2 separate regions of the Homo sapiens genome follow, and region 1 is linked to region 2. Evidence: chromatin contacts called from ENCODE Hi-C data. All regions are on one chromosome and are shown on one strand. The core of a region is the stretch at or near the end of the contact, and the rest is flanking DNA. Distances in the headings are between cores, read along the strand shown.

The links. Hi-C counts contacts between places; a loop is a spot of excess contacts on that map. Pooled maps may share reads with other maps.
Region 1: a map with no recorded cell type shows a loop between it and region 2 (8-fold over the local background). The contact joins the promoter of CAPN14 here to the promoter of CLIP4 in region 2. A Hi-C loop is called at or near these places in 2 of 37 single-sample maps with no recorded cell type and 2 of 50 pooled maps.

Annotation. Positions count from the first base shown.
Region 1 is chr2:31,213,782-31,218,948 of GRCh38, reverse strand. It overlaps CAPN14 (calpain 14), which reads left to right and starts at 1,434. Exons shown (of 22, transcript NM_001145122.2): 1 at 1,434-1,493. RefSeq lists enhancers at 3,810-4,310, 4,311-4,811.
Region 2 is chr2:29,112,182-29,117,719 of GRCh38, reverse strand. It overlaps CLIP4 (CAP-Gly domain containing linker protein family member 4), which reads right to left and starts at 2,305. Exons shown (of 16, transcript NM_024692.6): 1 at 2,055-2,305. It overlaps LOC105374386 (a long non-coding RNA gene), which reads left to right and starts at 2,976. Exons shown (of 3, transcript XR_007086265.1): 1 at 2,976-3,051. RefSeq lists silencers at 1,655-1,894, 2,085-2,444.

The sequences.
Region 1 (5,167 bases), core at 185-2,684, 2.1 Mb before region 2:
TCCACTGCTTCTGCTATCCTCATAACACCTTCAGACCCATGCGAGGAAGGGTGGCTATTTGGCACATGAGGCAGGGGGAAGGCTCCAAAGAGCGTTTAGCTCAGGAAGAAAGCTTTGGATTTGATTTGACAGTGGCAGGGAGACAATTCCTTGACAAAGATGAGGAGAAGTTAGTGGAACCTGACACCCTGGGACTTTAGCCCCATCTCTGCTGTTTACTGGCTGCGGTTATCTTGGGCGAGTTGCCATGCTGTGCCTCCGTTTTCTTTTTGTAGAATGTGGATAATAATAGCACTACCTCACAAAGTTGTGAAGATTCCATGAGATTCTGCATGCAATGTGCTTAGCATTGTGCTTGGCATGTCATAAGTGCTCAAAACGTGTTGGCTATTATTATCAATATTAGTTAATTTATCAGTACTAATAAAATGGGTGGAGTGATAATCACACAAAATGATTGAGTTGGAGAGATTAGAGTCAAGGCAGAGGCCAAGAAGCAGGCGGGGAGGAAGAGGACAGAGGATTTCCACAGGCAAGGGACTCTGATTCCACTGACACATATTGAGCACCTCCTGGGTACTAGGCATGGTTCTGGGTTCTGGGGATCCTAGGTGTGCAAGCGTGGAGGCAGGCAAGCTGGAACCAACTAAGCTGCTATGATGGAAATCTGTGCAAGTGGTGGTGGGAACCTAGGAGAAGGATTTGGGGGTGGGGGTGGGGAGGGAGTGAAGAAGTCTAGAGCAACCACAGGAGGGCTAAGAAATGCTTTAAGGGAAGAACAACCAGATTTGGAGCAACGGGACCCAAGGTGAACTGTGAGGAGACAACCAGTGGGAGGTCAATGTTCTGAGTCCCAGATGGCCAAAATGGGGGATTTGGAAAGTAGGTTGGGAAGGAAGAGGGAGCGATCTCAATAGCACAAATGAATCACAGATTTCCTCCTTAGCAGGAAACATCCCTGAGGGCTGCCTCAGACTCTGACAACCATAAAAGAAAACCCACAGCCACCTCTTGAAAATACTTTCCAGGCTTCTGTCAATGTTAGTTTAAACATAGGGATGTACAGGAATCTCTGTCTTGGTTCTTTGGTGTCCTGGGAGTTGTGGGGAGGTGAGCAAGCAGTATCATGTGCTCCTGCAGTGAAATGCTTTTCTAGGTCACACCTGAAAGTACCCTCCCCAGGGTTGGAAGTGAGAAGATGACTAACTCTCTCTCATTAAGGCATTACTGAAACAGGCTTTCTCTGTATGGTGTTCTAAAGAAATAATTGGATTTGTGTAATCCAGTCGCAAAGCCCTGGGTACTCCACTCCCTTCCAGAGAACACACAGTGGGGAGGAACCAAGGTCCTGGGAGGTGGGGTCGCAAATTCTTGGCTAAACACCATGTGTAGAAAGGACCCATATATAAGAGGTGGTTTCAGGCTGCATGCTTCTGACTGCACCGGGATTAGAGCTTGCCCAGGCGCTTAAAGAAGCAAAATCTCCTGTGCAGGTAAATTTCTTTAGTTCCAAGGGTGGGTCCAAGTTAGCCCAGAGGCCCTATGAGACTCTACAGGGTCTGGGTTTAGAAGGTGAGAGGATGGTATTTGCTTCTCCTGGTTTGAGCTTTGCAGGTGAGTGTATACAGAAAAAACCCTGGAGTCTGGAGATTTCAATTTTGTCCTCAGTTTTGCCATCACTTATTAGTGTGACCTTGAGGAATAGACTTCAGCCCTTTGGCCCCAATCTCCTCATTTAAAAAAAAAGATGGGAGTATCTTTGGGCCTGGGTAATTTCTGAGGTCCCTCCAGCTCTGGTTTCTCTCGAAGTCATTTGGTAGAGTTACTGATGCTGCTAGGTGCTGTCATTTCCCAGAACATAGGCCATCCCAGTTGTCTCCTGAGCCTCCTGATGAGAAGGAATCTGGGGGCAGCCAGCTTATCACTGAGGCCTTATGGGATCCTCAGAGTCAAGGAGGCCGACTGTTCTCTGTTCTGATAAGCAGTGAGGCTGGGCTGACTTCCTGTATGAAATTAGATGTGAAAAACACACTGGGACGGTGACCACACTATAAGAGTGAAATATTGCCTCAAATGATAGCTGTCAGTGTGGTGCTTGGCACGGCCCTTGCCTAGATTAGAAATCTCGAAATTGCCCTTGTCTGAGTGGTCTGCTGGCCTATGGGCACTGGAAATCACTCCTCAAAGCTCTGGAGGACTCCAGAGCGAGGTAGTCGGCTCTCAGTTCAGCTTATAACCCTCTCCTATGGAGGCACAGGGTGACAATGTTTTGGTGGGTGGTACCTAAGTGTTTCAGCCTGGGTACATCTTCCAGGCCTGATAGGGTGAGGGGTGTCTTTGACTTTCTAGGGGGAGAATTCTTGGATGAGTTAGGTACTGGCCATTTCACAGAGTGGGCACCTCATGCTGAAGAGTGAGGGCCCTTTCTAGAGTGTGAGCCTGGTCGTTGGACTGTGACTTCCTCGAGGGCAGAAATTCTGTCTAATCCATCCTGTACCCCTACCATCTAGGGCAATGCCTGGCCCATGGGGAAGCATGCAATAAAGCCTTGTTTAAATGAATTGATTCTCCCACTTTTCAAACTCCCTTGTAAATCTCTCTCCTGACCATCAAAACAAGCAGTAGAAAAGGAATGGAATTGATGTAACTATCAGTGGTATAATTGGTTTGGTGATAGATCGCTCGACCTCAAGGGTAACCACTAAGCTAATTTCTAACATATAGATTGGTTTTGTCACTTTTGAAAGTTATGTAAATGGAATCAAAGAGTTTTTGTGTCTGGATTTTTTCTACTTAATATTGTTTGTGAATCTCATCATATTGCAGCATGTAATTCTTGTTTGTTCAGAGCTGTGAAGTATTTCATTGTATAAATGGTTATCACTATTATTAATATTTATCCATGTTCATGGACATTTGGGTAGTTTTCATTTGGGGATATTTTGCATATTTCTGTTGTGAGTATTCTTGTACATGTCTTTTGGTGCATAGATTTAAGCATTTCTGTTGGGTAATAACCAGGAATGGAATTGTATCATATAGTTTGTATGTGTTTAGCTATAGTATTTACTGTCAAATAGTTTCTTTTTTTTTTTTTTTTCTTTTTTAAGATGTTTCTAATTGACTTACTTTTTCCAAAAGTTTGCCTGGGTTTTTAACTGCATACTTTGATCTTCTGGAGTAGCGTTAATCAGAGCCTAAAATGACCGGCCAAGTCTTCCAGCCCAGGAGTGGGCTTGGGAGAGGAGGGGGCTGTTAACCAGCATTCTCTCCCCAGTTCATGAGTGTGAGTGAAGGGCAGGAAAGCCCCACAAGGAGAAGACAAGAGGTTTCCAGGGAAGGCTCTGGAGAGGAGGGACATTTGCCCTGAGCTTTGAAGGATGAGGGAGATTTGAGGTAGAGGGGGTCAGGAGGAAGCGACATCTCCTTTGTAAGTTTGGACAGAGCAGAGGGTGTGTGGTGGGGGTTTGTGTACACAGAAAGGAACTAACACACCAAGAGCCTGGCCATTTGGACTTGAGGCCATGAGCTGTGTGGTTTTGAGGGCGTGACGTGAAATGGCCAGTCCTATGGCAAATGCAGGATCAGAGGAGGAGATGAGCTACCTCAGTCTGACCGCTCATCTAGCTCAAATTCCATGACTCTCTGAAGATGCAAATGCCCCTGCAAAAAAAAAAAGGAATGAATTTACATCTGCTTTAAAAGTCTTTCCTGTCCAAATGTGTTGTCAAATGTTCAGAATCATTTGATATTTTGTTTTAAAAAATCAGAAGGATTGGCTCTTTAAAAGCGTGGGAATGGATAGAAAAAGAAGAGTAGGGGATGACTCTCAGACTAGGGTGCCGCTACCTCTTGGGGTTGAAAGTGTCAGAGCAGGGCAGCTGGAGGGGAACAGAGTGACTCCACTGAAGTCATAGTTTAGGAGGAGGCTGTACAAAGAGGGTGTGCCTGTGCCGGAGAGAAGAGATGATGCCCCAGGGCTCCCCCAACAGTCAGGCCAAGCAGGCCATGACTCCCTGGAACTGCTCAGAGGTCCTGTCAGTACATGGGGGCACTGAATTGGATGACCACTAAGTTCCTTCTAGCCTCATATTTGGTTCAGCTGCAATGAGCGACGCCAGGGTGCAACTTCCACAAAGGCCGAGCGGATGTTCCTTTGCTCAGGGAAAGCTGTGTCCAGGTCGTGGCAACTCAAGGTGTACACCCATGCTCCAGGGAGTCTTATTCTCTGCAAAGATTTGTGACTATGCAGTGTCTCATAAAGTCAAATGGAAGTGGGGCAGCTGGGGGTGAGTAGGGAGCTCCAACAGCCAAGTTCTTAGACCTCCATAGAGGCATGCAGTCAGCCCAGGGGACGCCTACCCCAGCATTGCCAGTTAAGGGACTTCCTGCCGCTTCTCCCCCACCTTCTCCCAAGGTGCATGTTCCCTTTGGAGACTTGTTTTTTCTTTTAGGTCTGACCTTGGTTTTACTTCCCCAGGTTGCTTTGACGTGGATCCCACATACCACCCAGGAAAGGAGCCCTAAGGCAAGCCTGGATGAGCATTTTGGAGGGGAAGGATGTTAAAGAGGCTCCCTCAACCTAAATCAGGCCCCAGCAATGTGATCAGACACCAGAGGAGCAGCCAAGTGATTGACAGTTCACAGGAAGTTTTTAACTTCCTTTATCTCAGTTCAGCTTCATAAGAGGGGAGGGGAGGGCACGCTTTATTGTTCTTTACATTTTCCAAGTGAAGAAACATCCATCCCTTCTGTCAGTGAGTCAATTGGCCAGCATTTATCAAGCATCTGTTTATTCATGGTATTATGTGACTATATCATGAATGATCACATCTGGGAATACAGATTTTAAAAAGCCTATACCATTCTCGCCTTCAAGAACTCATAGTTGGGCCACATTCATCATTGTTTACTGAAAGGCAAATGTCTGCTCTAATAAATGAAGAATCATGCTTGGGGTTTTCTGTTAGAAACTTGATCTAAATGCAGACAGATGTCTAAACAGTAAAAGAAAAACAATTTAAAGCCTTTCAAACCATTAACATTACAAAATCATTTCATCTTTTATGAACAGGTCATGATATGTACATAGAGATGCTGTTTTCCTGTTCGTAATCAGTAACCACAGAACCACCTGAAAACTGCCCAGGAATGTCTGATGTTATCA
Region 2 (5,538 bases), core at 1,056-3,555:
GGCTTCCTGGAGACTAATAAGTTAAAGCTGTGGCATCTGACCAGCTAACTACTAGCCACATGTGACTATTTAAATTAATTTAAAAATTGGCCAGGTGCAGTGGCTCATGCCTGTAATCCCAACACTTCGGGAGGCCGAGATGGGCAGATCACTTCAGGTCAGGAGTTCGAGACCACCCTGGCCAATATGGTGAAACCCCACAGCAAAAATTAACAGGGTGTGGTAGCAGGCGCCTGTAATCCCAGCTGCTCGAGAGGCTCAGGCAGAACAATCGCTTGAACCTGGGAGGCAGAGATTGCAGTGAGGAGAGATCAGGCCACTGCACTGCAGCCTGGGTGACAGAGCAGAGCGAGACTCCGTCTCAAAAAAAAAAAACAAAAACAAAAAAAAGAGAGAGAGAAAAGGAAAAGAAAAAAAATATTAAAATTTCAGTGCTTCCACTGCTCTAGCCCCATTCAAGTGGTCAAAAGCTATATGTGGCTAGTGCTACCATATTGGGTAATGCAAAAAGAACATGTTTCTGGTCTCCGAAAGCTCTTCTAAACAGCACTGAAGGAAAACAGTGCAGCTCACTCTCCAGATGAGAAAACAATATACAAATGCCTGAAACAAGACACAAATAAAGGTTAACACACTAAAGCAAGCCTATAGCTCCATAGTTCATTATAAATAATTAACAAGGGAGCAGTAAGCCTAAAAGTAACCAGAGTTTGAGGTTTGAACAGGGAGAAAGAGTGAAGTTGATTTTATATAATCTAAAGATCACTAGTTTCAAACACGTGTCAAAATTGGAGTTGTCATAAGCTATGAGAGACAACATAGGTCACTTTTTTAAAAGCCCTTGCTGGTGGGACTGTATGTGGTAAACACAAAATGTCTGAAATGAATCCTACAAATAGAATACCATGGGCTAAATCTTCTACAAAACAGAAGTAAACACATTCCATGCATGGCTAGACTCAATCTTACAGTCCAGATAGACCGTATCAAATGAAAGCATTTAAAAAATGCATCATATTTACGAAAGCAAAATAAGCTGGAACCAGGATGGTTCTCCAACATAAAAACGCAGACCAACTAGACTCCAGCAGGTTCAAGTCTCTGCTTTCCTCCCCAGTTGCTCAATGCCCCGCACCACGTGATCCTGTGCTGTTTAGACGACTCACTTTAAATTGTGCACAAGATTCACAAACAACAAACGTCAAAGTGAAAGTGAAGTACAATTTAAGTGCTGGCGGATGTTCCTGAGGAAGGTGTTTACTGAAACCTTTCAAAGGCGCCCGTTTTATACGATGATGGTGCTACAATATGAACGCAGTCTAGTATCTCAGAACATACAGCAAGTTATTGTCCCATAGGAACATCATCCTCTGATACGTATCAAAACACTGTCTCAGCACAGAGCTGAAAACCAGAGTCTGGATGACGTGAACAGCCTGACATCTAATTCAAAGCTCTACCATCATAAGCAGTGAATGGGATCCTTAAGGATGCGGGCTCAGCTCCAGCGCTCCTTTCAACTTCCCCTCCCAGGTGCGGATGGTTCAGAATTAAGGGATCTCAGGTAGCCAAGGACTGCAAGGACAGCCATTTGGTTTAGCTTTGAAGACCCACTGGCCAAAGGTTTCTCGACAATTTAATGCGCAAGGGGAGTCAAGTGAGAAATGGGAAGAGGCCGCGTTGGAAAGCCACTGCGCGTGCGGGGACTCTCGGGGCAGCCGCGGCTGGCGGTCGTGGCCCAGAGCCCAGCTCCGCCGCCGGGTCCCGCACACCCCGCGCCCCTCAACCTAAAGTTGGGCCGTCCGTCAGCGGCCGCCACGAGGAGTCCCCATCCCCGCCGGGTGGGCCGCTCCGCCCCGAGAAGGCCTCCCCGCGGCCAGCGACACCGGTGCCCACGGGAGGCGGCCGCGGGGCTTCCACAGCCCCCAGCGCCTCTGCGCGACCCTCCCGGGGCCACTGACCTCCCCGCGGGCCCCCAGGGCCGCCCACCCCGGCCCCAACCCCGCCGCCGGCCAGCCCGCGGCCCGGGGGGGCCCCGCGCGCCCCCGGCCCACCTGCCTCCTCCGGGTCCTCTCGGAGCGGCCGGCTGGGGACGCGGGGGCGCGGAGGAAAGGCCGAGAGGCGCGCTCCCGCCGGCGCTGTCTCCCGTGGCCGCCCACGGAGCCTCCCGCCGCGCCGCTCCACACCTCTCCGGGCCCCTCCCGCTGCCTCCCACGCGGGGTGGGCGCGCGCGCAGTGCAGGCGGCCGGGCGGCGCGCAGGCCTCGGCCACGGCCCCGCGCACGCGCTGGGGACTCGGTGGGGACGGAGGAGGCAGCGCGCGCCTGCGCTGGCTCGCCTGGCTCCCGCGCCCCCGCACTCCCCAGCAGTCAGATGATCGGGCGCACGCGGGGCCGCGACCCCGGCTGACAGCGTCTGCGGGGTGTCGCAGTGTTACCTCCCCCGCCGCGAAGCCAGGCGGCCCCGGCACGCCGTGCGTGCCCACCGCCTTCACAGCCCTCAGCCTCGCGGCCTCACGTCTCTAACCTGCGGCGCCCCCACCAGCTGCTGGGGCCGGGGACCTAGTCTTACCCGTCTTGGGCTCCCCAGAGTCCAGCCGAGCGTGGTCAAGAGTACATCCACCAGTTCCCTGCTGGCAGCGCTTGCTGTAAAAGGCCTAATCCGTGCTACACCCACGTTGAGCAATTAGTTCATATCTCCTGCGGCTTTGCTGCCTCTTCACCCACGTTTTCTCCTGACCCCTTCTCCGTCTCCCAAGGACCAGACAGGGTGAAACTGTGCACCTAAAGTCGTGAACTCTGACAGCCTGACTCTCTGTCATCTGGTAACAAGAAAGCGTTACTGGACACATAGTGAGTCCCCTTAATGAGGAGACCTAGTAAGACCATGACCGAAGTTTGAAACATGGAGACAACAGTGTTACATCTATCAGCTGTCTCTGAGGCCTACAGCGGCTGCTTCATAGAGGCTGTACTTCTGTGTTCAGCGCGCACAGTGCCTGGCAGGAACAGATGTTGAATGAACGTCTGTCAGTGTCTCTGCAAGAGCAGAGGTAAGCGCTCACCGCACCCCGGAGCATCTTTTCCTGTTAGAATCATTGATTTCAGGGACTGGAAAAAGCCCCCTTCCCACTTGCCTGAATCCTCCTTACAGTGTCTTCCCACCAAGCAGTGGTTGAACACCTCCACTAACAAGGAACTCATTACCTTTTAAGGCAGCCATTTAATCTTTGATCAGCCTTTTGGAAATTTTCTACCTTAGGAGCTAAAATCCAGCTCCCTGCATCTCTCCCTCACTGGATTTTGTTTCTGCCCTGGGGACTCTTAAGTCTGACTCCAATTCATCCAAGACACACATTACCTGTCCCTTAGGCTACTCCTGATATGACCTGGTCACAATCCCACTCACCAGCATGTTGAGGGATTCTCTTGGATGCATTCCAGCTTGTCCAGAGCTCTCTTAAATGTGATTATCAGGAATGAGTGGGTGGCCTGCCAAGTGCGGAGAGGAAAGAGACTGCCACCTCTTCTTAGGTCCTATGCTTAACAACATTCACCATATCAAAATAGTTGCTAGGAGCAGTCACATCACATTGTTGAATCGGGTGGAGCACACTTGACTAAAACCCACAATATTTGAATACATGACCATCCCTGACCCTGGTCAGCTGCCAGTTTCTCTGTCTCTGCAGGCTCAGCATCTGCGAGTGCTCTCAGAGATAATGTGACACGGATACTTCCTCCTCCCTCTGAAGAGTCCACCTCCCTTTCCCTGCTTTCATCATACCCTCTTCTTGTCTGACCCACCCATCTCTTTAGCTGGTTAAAAGAAGGAAGGCAATCTGCCCTTGGTTGGCTTCAAGCACCTATAAATGAGGCCAATTGTCATTGAACCACAGAAAGTCATAAAGATCTGTGTGTAACAGAGTAGCTATTGGTGAAGTTTCCAAACGTATACAGTTCACTTTTATTGCTGATTTAAATTATCCATCTGAAATACCACTATTAGTAGGTGACAAGGCATGGCTAGCTCAGTTGTTCTTAGTTATAATAAAGATCTCTGTTAGAACCAGCCAGGCCACTGGCTTTATCTGCTACACCCAAACACTGTATGATACATAGGCAAATTCCCAGGATACCAAGCCACCAGAGTCTCCCACTCACTTAGTTGCCTTTGTTCAAAAATCTGACGTTACTTCTTTATACCATCATCAAGAATGCAAGTGCTCGTTGGAGTCATGCTTCCTAGAATACCTCGTGACATACAAGCTTTAGAACCAGGTATTGCCCAGTTAACCAGAGTGAGACTGGACAATGATATGTGGCCAGAACTTGGAACTTGAACTATTCATTGGGGTGGGAAGGCACATGGGGATGTGGACCAACTGTAGCTGCTGAGATTCAATTCTATCTGGAGACACAAAGTTCCTGAAAAGTATAGCAATAATCCACAGCGTCAGGAGGTGATCAACTTACTGGTCAACATCACAGTGTGGAGAAAGGGCATTACTCACTGACCACTGTAAGGCACTTGACCTATGGAAATCTTGTCTTCACTTTACAAATGAAGAAGCAGACTCTGGGAGGCTGCGTGACTTGCTCCATGTAGCCAGGGGCAGAAATAAGATTCAAACCTAAGTCTGTCTGATCTGAAGGCCTATGTTGATTCACTACTTTGCTAACCTACACAGGCTGTCTTTGGGGGCATTAAAGACCCAGAATGGCTGCATAGAGCAGCATTCAGGAATTCAGACACTCGGCAGCAGGAAGATCTGTCAGCAGCTCTCAGGACCCCGACCATGATAAAAGGGTTAGAGGAAATAGCAAAAGAAGACAAGGTCACTGCTTTTACATGGACTGGATATGGGATGGAATATCATCAGTTTCTAATTTGTGAGTGTATAGGGGGCCTAGGCCCTTAGGACCATGAGAGACACCCAACTGTCAGAATTGGGGCACCAGATTGGAGTTCAACTAGCAGAAGTGCTTAAATGCAAAAGATCAGAGCACTGGGCAGAGCCCCTAATATCTTCCTGTCTGTGATGTTTACAGGTGTGATCATCAGCATAAAAAGCCCAACAGAATCAACAAAGTATTAGAAGTAATGTTAGCTCAGCAAGGTTGCCAAGTACAAGATCAGTTTCTAAAAATCAATAGTTTTGTCTACATCAGCAGTAAGCAACTGGGAAATGTAACAGACAATAAGAAACCATTCACAATAACAATAAAGTTTAACAAACTCTAAAGCATAATATCCAGGAATTAACCCAACAACTTGCAAAAACTTTAAGGAGAAAATTTTAAAACTCTATTTAAGGACATAAAATATTGAATAAGTGGAGAGATACAGCATGGATAGGATGACTTTACATTGTAAAAGTATCCATTTAGTCTCCAAAGTAAATGTTATGGCAACCAAAATTCCAGCAGAAACTAAATTTTTAGGGAACTCAACAAACTTACAAAATATATAAGGAGAAATAAATTTTAAACAGTTAAGTCAATTATAAAAACCAGAGCAGACCTGCCATGCCAGATAT